Linked DNA regions of Homo sapiens: region 2 is linked to region 1. The links are chromatin contacts, found by Hi-C or POLR2A ChIA-PET in ENCODE. All regions are on one chromosome and are shown on one strand. The core of a region is the stretch at or near the end of the contact, and the rest is flanking DNA. Distances in the headings are between cores, read along the strand shown. Region 1 overlaps COMMD1 (copper metabolism domain containing 1). Region 2 has its middle 130 kb from the start of MIR5192.

Region 1 (7,259 bases), core at 2,340-4,839:
AAGAACATTCAGGAGTTGGTTTTGCTGTTGCTAAGCTGCTAAGCTGAGTCTACACTGATGACAGTGAACATCTCCCAAGGAGAAATAAGTACAAAGGGAAAGAAGGGGCCTCTTGGATGAAAGGCTTCCACAGACAGGGAAGGCAGCTTTCCTTGCCTACAGGAGTCCTGTCCTCAAACATGTATTTGGATAGGAGAGAAGTGCAGTCTCATATGTGAGCTTAGAAACTTTGCCAAGTTTTCATTTAGTCCAAAGCAAAAACCAAGTTTAAACAAAGAAAGAATACTAATTAAGTGTTCAAGCTCTAGGAGGGGTTATCTCCTTTTGGAAAGAAAAGCAGATTTATGACAAATTAGGCAGTTCAGTTGGCAAAATTCAGAAGAGGTCTCAGATGTGAAAGCCTGTTCTTCATTCAGTTTTATTGAGGGCTTTAGTTTGACTTTAAAACAATTTTTTTTTTTTTTGAGACAAGAGTCTCGCTCTGTCGCCCAGGTTGGAGTACAGTGGCCCAATCTGCAACCTTTGCCTCCCAGGTTCAGGCAATCCTCCTGCCTCAGCCTCCTGAGTGGCTGGGATTACAGGTGTGCACTACCACGCCTGGCTAATTTTTGTATTTTTTTTCAATAGAGACAGGGTGTCGTCATGTTGGCCAGGCTGGTCTCGAACTCCTGACCTCAAGTGATCTGCCTGCCTTGGCCTTCAAAGAGCTGGGATTACAGGCGTGAGCCACTGTGTCTGACCTAAAACAATTTTTAAAACATCTGGCCTTGGACACAATGGTCTAGAAATTAGTGATTACCAGTAACTAACATATATATTAAGGACATTGATAAAAAAGATGATGTAGCCTATATTTCACCTCAGTGAAAGTAAGTTACAGTAATAAATAACCTGGTTTTCTATGTAGGCAAAGAAATTACCAGGAACAATATTCATAGAGATAGGAGCAACTGAGTAAGGCATGTTTAAAAATAGCCAGGATCTTTTCTAAGGGATCATTAGTTTGTTGTAGGTTTCAGGACTCATTTGTGATTGGATCTCTATGTATGAATGAAGCTCAGTTTATTTTTGAGGGATGCCAAATACTAGAGAAAGAGTAGGCTAAATAAAGAAGTCCAGGCCGGGTGTGGTGGCTCATGCCTGTAATCCCAGCACTTTGGGAAGCCAAGGCGGGCAGATCAGGAGGTCAGGAGTTCGAGACTAGCCTGACCAACATGGTGAAACCCCATCTTTATTAAAAATACAAAAATTAGCCAGGCTTGGTGGTGGGCACCTGTAATCCCAGCTACTCAGGAGGCTGAGGCAGGAGAATTGCTTGAACCCAGGAGGCAGAGGTTGCAGTGAGCCAAGATCACGCTATTGCACTCCAGCCTGGGCAACAGAGCGAGACTGTCTAAAAAAAAAAAAATGTGTGTGTGTGTGTGTTTGTGTGTGTGTGTGTGTATTTAGAAATGCAGATGTGGGCTAGGGGTGGTGGCTCATGCCTGTAATCCCAGCACTTTGGGAGGCTGAGGCAGGTGAATTGCTTGAGCCCAGGAGTTTCAGACCAGCCTGGGCAACATGGCGAAACCCCATCTCTAAAAAAAGTATAAAAATAAGCTGGGCATGGTGGCATGTGCCTGTAGTCCCAGCTACTTAGGAGGCTGAGGCGGAAGGATTGCTTGAGCCTGGGAGGTCAAGGTTGCAGTGAGCCAAGATCATGCCACTGGACTCTAGCCTTGGCAATAGAGTAAGACCCTGTCTCAAGAAAAGAAGGGAAAGGGAAAGGGAAAGGAAAAGGAAAAAGAAAAGAAAAGAAAGGAAGGCAGGCAGGCAGATGTGATGCTTATCAAGCCAGAGGCAGAAGGTACAAGAGCAATCTGAAACACTTGTTACTGTTTTCATGGTCATCTTGGGCTTAACTGGTGATAAAAATAAGAGATGACAAGACTAAAATTCCTGTATTTAAGTATCTGAGTCAAGAATCAAACTAGCTTCTTTTCAGTAAAGGATGCAGTATGGAGTAGAGTCAGAATGTGGCTAGCAGATAAGCAAGCACATCATTGTCAAGAACATGTACTTTGTGATCCTGGGGAGTACAGCAGTGTATTAAACTCAACGGTTTAAATAGCCATTCCAAATTACAATGGAAAGCAAAGGCAAAATATTCAAATTTTTGTCTCTCCAAGTGCAAATGTTAAAAAGCCACAAAATCCTATGACAAAATCCGTGAGAGGATTCCCTCTCCAAACCAACAAAAAAACCGAGCCAGCTCTAACACCTCCTGACAAGGCCATCTCACATATTCCTAATGAACTCCTTCCCTGGTAACCACTCAACACTCCTCAGGAAACTTACTGGTCAAGCCTAAATCTTTAATGCTTTAGCTTTAACTCACTTCCTAGCAAGGTTAGAGAGCATAATTGATTATTAGTTTACAGAATAACTGAAGGCTGTTAGTAAGCAAATGTTTGGTTTTATCCATCTACACACTAAATAACCTCTTTGAGTATTATTGTCCATTTTAAAAACCTCCTTAACTAGGTTCTGAGCAATTCTTCTGCAAAACAATACTACAGTGACAAAATGCTTAAACTAGAAAATAAAAGACTTATCACATATTAAATACTTGAATAGAACCATTTAGAACAAATTCAACATAAAATAAAACAACAGTCCTATATTTTCTACAGTAATACTACTTCCCATGCAAAATTTTCACAACGCTTTATCCTCTAATTTATGGATCATATTTAGGATTATAATACAACATTGGCAATGTTGGCTCTAATGTCTTGTGTTTTCTTTTAAAAATGATAAATTTGGGGGATGGAGGGTGAGAGTGGGAAAGGATGCCTTAGAATTTCACTAACCAATACTGATTCAAAAAGGCCACATAGGTGTGCACCTGTAATCGCAGCTACTTGGGAGGCTGACGCAGGAGAATCACTTGAACCTGGGAGAGGGAGGTTGCAGTGAGCCAAGACTGCGCCACTGCACTCCAGCCTGGGCGACAGATTGAGACTCCATCTCAAAAAAGAAAAAAAAAAAAAAAGTCACATAAAGCTGGCTATGTTTCATAAAGCTTATTACCCCAGATTTTTCTTTTAATTTCATTTGTTGACACAAAGGGACTCTTGTTTGTTTTTTTGTTTGTTTTTTTTTTTTTTTGAGACAGAGTCTCGCTCACTGGCGCGATCTCGGCTCATTGCAAGCTCCGCCTCCCGGGTTCACGCCGTTCTCCTGCCTCAGCCTCCTGAATAGCTGGGACTACAGGCACCCACCACCACGCCCGGCTAATTTTTTATATTTTTAGTAGAGAAGGGGTTTCACCGTGTTAGCCAGGATGATCTCGATCTCCTGACCTCGTGATCCACCCGCCTCGGCCTCCCAAAGTGCTGGGATTACAGGCGTAAGCCACGGCGCCCGGCTCAAAGGGACTCTTTATTGAGCACAAACTTTGGCCATAAAGCCTATCCTCTGTTTGGGCTGTCCTTTCATATGCTTAAAATAACCCTTTGACCCACAACTCTGCAACTGTCTTCTGTGTTTAACCACAGCGGAAGGAGGGGAGAGAAAGAGAGAAAGAGGAAGAGGGAGAGCAAGCACTCAAGAATGAACACATATGGCAGACATTAAAATTGGCAATGGCTCCTTGAAGGGCAATTAAATAATAAATAAGAAACCCAGTAGCACTGAACATTGCCTGCCAGAGAAGTTCAAAACATCTTCATAAGTAAACCTGTGTTCACCACTCATTCCCACACTTTCTGTGGCTTTCTTACAATTATCATTGATACTGCTCCTTTACTTCAAGAGACCTGGAATCCCAGAAATAGCTTCTCTGTAGCAAAAGATCACCCAACTTCCTTCCTAAGGAACCACTGGCCCCAATTAAAATTTTATATTTTCCTGAAAACTGTGCTGATTATTTTCCATTTGTCCTTTCCTATTCATTATCTTCCCTTCTCTGTCTTATTCCATGTCCTGTGGGGCTGTTCTCAAAAAATTGTGTCACTCCTTACAGTTGGGTTCAGGCAAGAGGAGAGAGAGGTTATTATATTAATTCTTCTGATATTTCCAATATTTTCTATGTAGGGTATCGTTTCTTCATTTCCTATTTTATTTACTGGTCTCAATCACTATTTCTTCTGGTTCACAAAGCCAACAGTACACACATAAAGCTAAGTCTCTTCAGACTGCCGAAGCATAGAATCACCAAATACAAACTCCAAGGTTGAGCAGAGCAAGGCCTGTCATCATGCCTAGGTTGGTAAGAAGGTTGCCCTCCAAGTATTAAATAATAGGATAAGCTAGAACCAATATTTGATATTTTCTATTACCATTTGATACTGATTTTTTTTTTTTTTTTTTTAGATGGAGTTTCGCTCTGTTGCCCAGGCTGGAGTGCAGTGGCGTGATCTCGGCTCACTGCATCCTCTGCCTCCCAGGTTCAAGCAATTCACCTGCCTCAGCCTCCCAAGTAGCTGGGACTACAGGCGTGTGCCACCATGCCCAGCTAATTTTTTGTATTTTTAGTAAAGATGGGGTTTCACTATGTTAGCCAGGATGGTCTCAATCTCCTGACTTCGTGATCCACCTGCCTCGGCCTCCCAAAGTGCTGGGATTACGGGCGTGAGCCACCGTGCCTGGTCTTGAAATATCTTATATGGTAGCACTTTGATATCTTAAGAATGCAAGGAAGGGAAGGAGGGAGGGAGGGAGGTAGGCAGAAGAGTAGGAGAAGGAGGAGGAAGAACAACAACATCAACAACTAAGATGAGATTTCATTAAGAATTTGCTCTTTAATTAGATCCCGTTTGTCAATTTTTGCTTTCGTTTCAATTGCTTTTGGTGATTTCGTCATGAAATCTTTGCCCATGACCATGCCCTGAATGGTACTGCCTAGATTTTCTTCTAGGGTTTTTACAGTTTTGGGTTTTACATTTAAGTCTTTAATTCATCTTGAGTTTTTTTGTTTTTTTTTTTTCTTTTTTTTAGACAGAGTCTCACACTGTCGCCCAGGCTGGAGTGAAGAAGTGCCATCTCAGCTCACAGCAACCTCTGCCTGCTGTGTTCAAGCAATTCTCATGCCTTAGCCTCCCAAGTAGCTGGGACTACAGGCGCATGCCAACATGCCTGGCTAATTTTTGCATTTCTAGTAGAGATAGGGTTTCACCATTTTGGCCAGGCTAGTCTTGAATTTCTGATCTCAAATGATCCACCTGCCTCAGCCTCCCAAAGTGCTGGGATTACAGGCATGAGCCACCATGCCCAACCTCATCCTTTTTTTTTTTTTTTTTTGAGATAGAGTCTCGCTCTGTCTCCCAGGCTGAAGTGCAGTGGCACAATCTTGGCTCACTGCAACCTCTGTCTCCTGGGTTCAAGCAATTCTCCTGCCTCAGCCTCCTGAGTAGCTGGGACTACAGGCATGTGCCACCATGCCTAATTTTTTTGTATTTTTAGTAGTGATGGGGTTTCACCATGTTGGTCAGGCTGGTCTCAAACTCTTGACCTCAAATGATCTGTCTGCCTCAGCCTCCCAAAGTGTTGGGATTACAGACATGAGCCACTACGCCCGGCCCCCTGGCCTCATCTTGAGTTAATTTTTATATAAGGCGTGAGGAATGGGTTCAGTTTCAATTTTCTGCATATGGCTAGCCAGTTCTCCCAGCACCATTTATTAAATAGGGAATCCTTTCCCCATTGCTTTTTTTGTCAGGTTTGTTGAGGATCAGATGGTTGTAGATGTGCAGTCTTATTTCTGGGTTCTCTATTCTGTTCCATTCATCTATGAGTCTGTTCTTGTGTCAGTACCATGCTGTTTTGGTTATTGTGGCCTTGTAGTATAGTTTGAAGTCTGGTAGCATGATATCTTCGGCTTTGTTCTTTTTGCTTAGGATTGTCTTGGTTATGCAAACTCTTTTTTGGTTCCATATGAATTTTAAAATACTTTCTTCTAATTCCATGAAGAATGTCAATAGTAGTTTAACAGCAATAGCACTGAATCTATAAATTACTTTGGGCAGTATGGCCATTTTCGCAATATTGATTCTTCCTATCCATGAGCATGGAATGTTTTTCCATTTGTTTGTGTCCTCTCTGATTTCCTTGAGCAGTGGTCTGTAGTTCTCTTTGAAGAGGTCCTTCATTTCCCTTGTTAGCTGTACTCTTAGGTATTTTATTCTCTTTGTAGCAATTGTGAATGGGAGTTCATTCATGACTTGGCTTTCTGCTTGCCTGTTGTTGGTGTACAGGAATGCTTGTGACTTTTGCACACTGATTTTGTATCCTGAGACTTTGCTGAAGTTGCTTCAGCTTAAGAAGCTTTTGGGCTGAGATGATAGGGTTTTCTAGATATAGGATCATGTCATCTGCAAACAAAGACAATTTGACTTCCTCTCTTCCTATTTGAATACCTTTATTTCTTTCTCTTGCCTGCTTGCCCTGGCCAGAACTTTCAATACTATGTTGAATAGGAATGGTGGGAGAGGTCATCCCTGTCTTATGCCGGTTTTCAAGGGGAATGCTTCCAGCTTTTGCCCATTCAGTATGATATTGGCTGTGGGTTTGTCATGAATGGCTCTCATAAAAGAAACTATCATCACAGCAAACAGGCAACCTACAGAGTTGGAGAAAATTTTTGCCATCTATCCATCTGACAAAGGTCTAATATCTAGAATCTACAAGGAACTTAAATTTACAATAAAAAACCCATTAAAAAGTGGGCAAAGGACATGAACAGACACTTCTCAAAAGAAGACATTCATGCAGCCAACAAATGTGAAAAAGCCCAATGTCACTGATCATTAGAGAAATGCAAATCAAAACCACAATGAGATAACATCTCATGCCAGTCAGAATGGCAATTATTAAGAAGTCAAGAAACAACAGATGCTAGTAAGGTTGTGGAGAAATAGGAATGCTTTTACACTGTTGGTGGGAATGTAAAATTAGTCCAACCATTGTGGAAGACGGTGTGGCGATTCATCAAAGATCTAGAACCAGAAATACCATTTGACCCAGCAATCCCCTTACTGGGTATATACCCAAAGGAATATAAATCATTCTATTAAAAAGATACATGCACATATATGTTCACTGCAGCACTATTCACAACAGCAAAGACATGGAATCAACCCAAATGCCCATCAATGATAGGCTGGATAAAGAAAATGTGGTACATACACACCATGGAATACTATGCAGTCATAAAAAGGAATAAGATCATGTCCTTTGCAGGGTACACAGATGGAGCTCAAAGCCATTATCTTCAGCAA
Region 2 (7,259 bases), core at 1,969-4,468, 200 kb before region 1:
CTGGGATTACAGGCACACGCCACCATGCCCGGCTAATTTTTGTATTTTTAGTAGAGATGGGGTTTCACCATGTTAGTCAGGCTGGTCTCGAACTCCTGACTTCATGATCTGCCCACCTCGGCCTCCCAAAGTGCTGGGATTACAGGTGTGAGACACCACACCCAGCCGATGCCTATCTCTTGACACACCAATCCAGCTTTAGAGAAGATATCCTATAGAAACAAAAGGACTAATAGAGAAGGGTACGTAAAAATGTCTGTCACAAGCATCGCTTAATGTAGCAAAAAGTGAAAAACAACATATACATCATTAACGGGAGATGGTTTCGTGAATTGTGATCTATTCATATTAGCACATGTTATAAAACCATTGAAAAGGTTGTTATATTTATGTTTAGTGACTTGGAGAGATTTCTTTATTGAATATTTACTGAGCATCATCTATGAACCTAGTACTGTTTAAATGCTAGGGATATAGCAGGGAATAAGACAAGGTTTTTTGCTCATGCATTTCACATCTTAGTGGAGGAAGACAGGCCATAAACAAATAAATAAGTATATAGTATCAGCTGGTGAGAAATGCTATGAAGAATAATGGTGGTGGGTTGGGGGATGGAGCCCGGGAGGAAGTGAGGGAAGGAACATTGTGGCCATCAGGAGGACGGGCATTCCAGACTGAGTGCCAAGGCCCTGATTTGGGAATGTGCTTAGTGTGATCTAGTAGCATCAAGGAGGCCAGGGTAGCAGGAGATGGGGATGGGAGGGAAGGTCAGAGAGCAGAGCAGGGATGTTGGGGGGCGGGGGATGTATATGCATGTTGTAGACCACGTAGGGCCTGGCAGCTCCTGGTGAAGACTTTGGTTTTGGTTTTTTTGGTTTTTTACTGATGGGGTCTCACTGTGTTGCTCAGGCTGCATTTGAACTCCTGGACTCAAGCAATCCTCCTGCCTCAGCCTCCCGAGTAACAGACAATGAATGCACTCCCCCCACCTGGCTAAGATAGGTTTTTACTCTGAGTAGAATGGAAACCAGTTAAGATTTCTAAGCTGAGGAGCAACGTGATCTGACAGATTTCAAAGGGTTCCTCTGGCTGCTGTGAGGGGAATGGACTGAAGGGACAAGGGTGGAAGCAGAGAGGGGTGTAGAGGCTGCTGTAGCTAAGTGAGAGAGACAGGATTGGGCTTGCACCAAGTGGAAGCCACGAGGTGGGGGGATGCAGTCTGATTCCAGATGGATTTTGAAGGTGGAGCCTGCAGGACGTCCTGATGGAACTGGATGTGGGGTGTCAGCAAGAAGCCAGACGGCCATTTAATAGTGTTAATGACTAAGGCTAGTTTCAGAGGAAAGAGAGTATAGCCCAATCCCATTTTTGCTCAAATAAACATCAAATAAGACACACTCCCTGTGCACGGATCTTTGTGTATACTAATCCGAGTCTATTAGTTGGCTAGGGCTGCCATCACAAAATACCACAGACTGGGTGGCTTCAGCAACAGAGATTTATTTTCTCAGTTCTGGAGGCCGGAAGTCCAAGATCAAAATGCTGTCAGGGCTGCTTTCTGGTGAGGCCTTTCTTCCTGTCCTGTAGACAGCTGCCTTCTCCTATGTCCTCATATGGCCCCTTCTTTGTGCTTGCTTAGGAGAGAAGTGGGAGCTCTCTCGTGTCTCTTTCCCTTCTTATAAGGACAGCGGTCCTTTTGGCTTTAGGCTGCACCCTTGTGACCTCACTAAATCTTAATTAGCTCCTTGTAGGCCCTGCCTCCAAATACAGTCGAATTAGGGGTTTAGGGCTTCGCCGTATGAATCTGGAGGGACACAATTCAGTCCATAACAATGAATACAGAGAAAGCTGCAGAAGGACATCCACAAGCCATTGCACTCCAGCCTGGGTGACAGAGCAAGACTCTGTTTCAAGAAAAAAAAAAAAAAGAAACCAACTTTCTAGCAAAAGGATCCAGAACATACCATGGTGAAGAGAGTTTCTTTCCTAAACTCCCCTTTCTGCCTAAAAGCAGAGCCTCCCAAAAGAATGCAACCATCATAGATCCCCTTCCCAGAGGTTTCCCAACCATGGAAGAGTGACTCCCTTCACCAGAGGGGAAGCCACAAGGCTATAAAAACTCTCCTAAATAGACATGGTCACAAAACTATCATATCTCCCTCATATCTATTTGCCTTAGGGCCCATTTATCTTTTCTAGAAGTCGCTGGTTTTCCAGTCTCCTTTCTCTCCATCCCCTTCTCCTATTAAGGGTGTATATTGTGTCATAAAATGTCAGAGCTACCGCCAAAAGACAAAGGTCTTTCATCTGAGAGCCTGTGAAAAAGATATATAAGCCCCCAATCCTAATCACCTCTTTGAGCCACATTTTTCTGTGAATTCCCATGTATGTATGTGAGTAAAATTCTGTTTTTGTTTTGCCAATCTGTCTTTTGTCAGTTTAATTCACAGGCCTCCAACACTGAACCTAAGAGAGTGGGGAGAAAGTGTTTCCTTTCTCACAGCTGTCACCTCCTCAGAGGGGTTTTTCCCTGGCTATTCTATCTCAACTAGGCCTCTTTCTCCTTTTTGTTTCCCACAGCATTTACCATACCTTATTCTGACTTTATTTGTCTGTTTACTAGGTTTTGGTCTGCCTTTCAGTAGAATGTAAGCTGCATGGAGGCGTATAATACAAATTCATTAACTACTCAGTGAATGACTGGATGAGGAAATCCGTCATCCTTGGCTCAGGTATTTATTGGTGAGTCTACAAGTGGCAGCTCAGTTCAGCACTCACTCACTGAGAACTTATTAGGTGTCACGATGGTGCTCGGCGTTAGGAACACACAGAGGCCCACTCCCTGTCCTCGAGGAGCTTACAGGAAAACAAGCAGCTATGCTGGGCCCTGGGAGAGGCAGGTATGAGCAGGAGAACCTTACTCTTCCCTCAAGAAGTTTACTGGTATAGGAGGCAGGGAAGAGAAAAAGGAAAACACGTGATAAGGAGCTTGGAAACAAACATGACTCCAAGTACAGTTATTTAGTACACAAATAAAACAGAGATGGTTAAACTATTCTCTAGGCCTTTGTTTAGGGAATAATTCACATCATTCTAATTACAGGGTTGTGAGAATAACAACAGTGTTGGATGGAGCTCATGGTACTTCTGCTTCATTTAGACAAATCTGCCTAAGGAGAGCCCATCCCCTACATACACAGACCCGCTGACAGGCATCGCTGGTTTCTCTTGGAAGCTTTCCAAGTGGCAAGCCTGGCGCCTAGGCTAGTCTTGGAGCCTCTAAAAAGCCTTTCAGGGCTGCCTCCCTACCTCAGTCAGGGCCCCATTAGCTATAAAGGCCAGAGATATACTGAAATTACCCCACCCCTCAAAGAGCACGTAAATAAAAGGGAGAATTTATTGAAATTATTTCAATGCACAGGAACCCAAGAGAAACTGAATAACTAGGCCAGGCCTAGTGTTCTCCGAAAGTGTTCTCATTTCTTCAGATTCCTGAGTTTAAATTTCCATATTCCCCTATTCTCCCCCCAGGTCAGGTGTCCGTGCTGCGGTACAATCATCCCACCCCTGTAAAAACAAGGCCCCCTAGGCCAGAGGAGATAACTCCAAAAGACAACCAGATGGGTGGAGTGATCAACCTTTGTGGTTCATCTGGGACTGAGGGATTTCATAGGGAGCATGGCTTTTAGAGCTAAAACCAGGAACGTTCCAGACAAACCTGGAAAAGTTAGTAATAAGTTCAGCCAACGTCACATCCGTTTCATGCCCATACATCATTAATTTTTTTTTTTTTTTTGAGATGGAGTCTCGCTGTGTTGCCAGGCTGGAGTGCAGTGGTGGAATCTTGGCTCACTGCAGCCTCTGCCTCCCGGATTCAAGTGATTCTCCTGCCTCAGCCTCCCGAGTAGCTGGGACTACAGGCACGCGCCACCATGCCCAGCTAATTTTTGTATTTTTAGTAGAGATGGGGTTTCACCGTGTTGGCCAGGATAGTCTCAATCTCTTGACCTCATGATCCACCCACCTCAGCCTCCCAAAGTGCTGGGATTACAGGCGTGAGCCACCGCACCTGGCCCCCTTCATCATTAATTTTAAGCAACACATTTCTTCATATTTAACATCACTGAAACCAGGATGTGTTTTAAAATGAGTGGCGTCCTGCAATGCGAAGCTGAGTTCTCCTGGAAATGATGCACAGCTGCCAGTCACTTCTAGGTCACCACCAACCTGAGACCACATTAAATTAATTTTCAGCTTGACTTTTTCAGACCACACTGACAGCATGAATTCAGACCTCAAATCTGCATGAGCACAGGCTCGTGGTTCAAATTGTCAGGAGAGAATTGTTGTTCCTCCCTCCACAGTGTCAGGATTGAGACGTGCGCATTTCCAGCCTGCCACTCCTGTGGGAAGACTTATTTTCTTACAGCATCCCAGCTTTTAAGTGGTGTCTCCATATTTGGCTTTTTTTTTTCTTGCATAATGGTACATAAAATAACAGTGCAGCTTACAGTGGATGGTGTCTCCAGTTGGATGAAATACGGGTAATCCTCAACCCCCACCAGCCGCTAGTGCTGGAAGGAGGCTCAGTTCTGTGGAACCCTGGCTTCTCTGGGTGGGAAGAGAATGCTGTCCCGGGTACCTAGGGCTGGATCCTGAGGATATAGAAAGAGTTCTCTCTTGGCCCTGATGAGCTTTTCTCTGAGCTCACTGGCTTGCAGAGCCTGGCAGCCCATTTGGAAAAGTTCTTCACCAGTCTCTCTAGACATATCAGTGTTTAGATAGCCTTCCTTCCCTACAAACACAAAGCTCATTTGTTTGAAATGTTGCAAAACTCCTCCTAACCACTGCCACATGTAGAAAACCCATGGAAGCAGAATTGTAGGAGAATAAGAAGGAGAGGCAGTGTTTCAACTTGAAAACTGGTAGACATGCTTTTTTTTTTTTTTTTTTTTTTTTTTTTTTTTTTTTTTGAGACGGAGTCTTGCTCTGTCGCCCAGGCTGGAGTGCAGTGGCGTGATCTCAGCTCACAGCAACCCTCTGCCTTTCGAGTTCAAGAGATTCTCCTGCTTCAGCCTCCTAAGTAGCTAGGATTACAGGTGCACACCAATACCCCTGGCTAACTTTTTTGTATTTTTAGTGGAGATGGGGTTTCACCATGTTGGCCAGGCTGGTCTCAAACTCCTGGCCTCAGGTGATCCACCTGCCTCGGCCTCCCAAAGTGCTTGAGCCACCATGCCCCACCTGGTAGACATGCTTTCTAACCCCCAGGTTTTCTTTCCCTCCCCCAGGGTGTTCAGCATTTCCTGAATATGTGATACCCCATCCCTATCCTCAGCTCATTCAGTTGACCTTTCCCCAGTCCCCCACCCAAAGCCACTCACCCTCAGGCTGGCTCACCTGTCCTCAGACCCCATCGTTTGTCTTTCTGTGTTGGGGCTCAGGACACACCACCCAAAAATATTACTGTAGGAGACCCAAATATGCCACCCCAAAATACACTTCATTGGTATATTTTGAGCTGGTTATTCTGAGAAACTGCAGACAGGGGTAGCTCTGAAAAGCTTTCTTTTTATAAAAAAAAAAAAACACATCTATAAAGGAAGTTTACCTTAGTAAAAGTATCTGTATTAGGAAGAAGGCTGCTTAGACAAGCTTTATTACCTGAGAGACTTTTCATCTGTGTAAGGTAACCCCCCAGAAGCCCCAAGCCCCTGTTCCTTTCTGTAGCTCAGGATGCTATATAACCTCCAATCATTTGGCCCTTCTGTGACTCTCCTGTTTCTGTGGGTCTCCCATGTGTATGCATGGAATTAAACATGTTTTTCCCCCTGTTAATCTGTCTAATGTCAATGTAATTAGTAGCCTAGCCAATGAACCAGAAGGATAGAGGAAAGCCATTTTTCCTCTCCAATACCTGGTATCATTTCCCAGCTTCCTGAGTGCCAAGGTCTGAATGTTTGTGTTCCCCCAAAATTCCTCCTCTCTGGTTAAAATCCTAACCCCCAAGGTAATGGTGTTAGGAGGTGGGTTGGGGGGGCCTTTGGGGGTGATTAGGTTGTGAGGGCTGTGCCCTCATGAGTGGGATTAGAGCCTTTGTAGAAAAAGCCCAGGGAGCTGCCTTGCTCCTGTAAACCAAAAATAAAATTCTAAGCCCCGCACCATCTGCACAGACCCCTCCTCTTGGCAAGGGCATTCCAAAGCTAACCTGAAAAACTAGTTCAGGCCATGATGGAAAGGAGGGGTCAGACTGCCTCCCTATACCCTCCTCCTTTTTGGAATTACTGATAGAACAGACTCTTTAAGTCTGATAAGAAACATTTACAATCTATTCTCTCTGAAGCCCACTACCTAGAGGCTTTACCTGCATGAGAAAACCTTGCCTCTACAACCCCTTATCTTATCCCAGGCATTCCTAAGTCTTTAGACAATAACTTAACTCTTTCAACCAATTGCCAATCAGAAAAATTTTTGAATCTACCTATGACCTGGAAGTCCCCCACTCCTTCCTGTTGTCCTACCTTTCTGGACCAAACCAATGTACATTTATGTGTATTAGATTGATGTCTCATTGATATGGTTAGGTTCTGTGTCCCCACCTAAATCTCATCTAGAAGAGTAATCCCCATAATCCCCACATGTCAAGGGAGAAACCAGGTGGAGGTAATTGAATCAAGGGATAGTTCCCTCCATGCTGTTCTTGTGATAGTGAGTGAGTTCTCATGAGATCTGATGGTTTTATAAGGGACTCTTCCCCCTCCGCTCAACACTTCTCCTTCCTGCTGCCTTGTGAAGAAGGTGCCTTGCTTCACCTTCTGCCATGATTATAAGTTTCCTGAGGCCTCCCCAGCCATGCTGAACTGTGAGTCAATTAAACCTCTTTTCTTTATAAATTACCTGGTCTCAAGCCATTCTTTATAGCAGTATGAAAAAGGACTAATACACTAATGTTTTCCTAAAATGTATAAAACCAAACTGTGCCCTGACCACCTTGGGCGCATGTTCTCAGGCCCTCCTGAGGGCTGTGTCATGGGCCATGGGTCACTCATATTTAGCTCGGAATAAATCTCTTCAAATATTTTACAGAGTTGGACTCTTTTCATCGACACTCCTTCTACCAAGTGAGGACACATTGAGACGGCGCCATCTATGAACCAGGAAGCAGACCTTCAACAGACACTGAATCTGCCAGAACTTTCATCTTGGGATTTCCCAGCCTCTACAACTATGAGAAATACATTTCTGTTGTTTATAAGCTG

What was found. A loop is a pair of places that touch in the nucleus more often than their neighbours do. ChIA-PET counts read pairs that join two places held with the same protein, here RNA polymerase II (POLR2A). Pooled maps may share reads with other maps.
Region 2: a pooled map shows a loop between it and region 1 (2.5-fold over the local background). The contact joins two enhancer-like sites. A Hi-C loop is called at or near these places in 2 of 37 single-sample maps with no recorded cell type and 2 of 50 pooled maps. POLR2A ChIA-PET finds 5 or more read pairs at or near these places in 2 of 52 experiments (CD4-positive, alpha-beta T cell and Caco-2).

The regions. Positions count from the first base shown.
Region 1 is chr2:62,126,046-62,133,304 of GRCh38, reverse strand. The region is part of intron 2 of COMMD1 (copper metabolism domain containing 1); the gene reads right to left. Among named protein-coding and RNA genes, the nearest start is that of B3GNT2, 66 kb to the left of the region's middle. RefSeq lists an enhancer at 3,605-3,654 and a silencer at 3,505-3,705. Within about 2 kb of position 3,589, at least 3 of the 41 ENCODE cell types and tissues checked have a DNase peak (open chromatin) inside an H3K27ac peak, as active enhancers do.
Region 2 is chr2:62,330,121-62,337,379 of GRCh38, reverse strand. No RefSeq gene overlaps it. Among named protein-coding and RNA genes, the nearest start is that of MIR5192, 130 kb to the right of the region's middle. RefSeq lists an enhancer at 3,147-3,376. Within about 2 kb of position 3,218, at least 3 of the 41 ENCODE cell types and tissues checked have a DNase peak (open chromatin) inside an H3K27ac peak, as active enhancers do.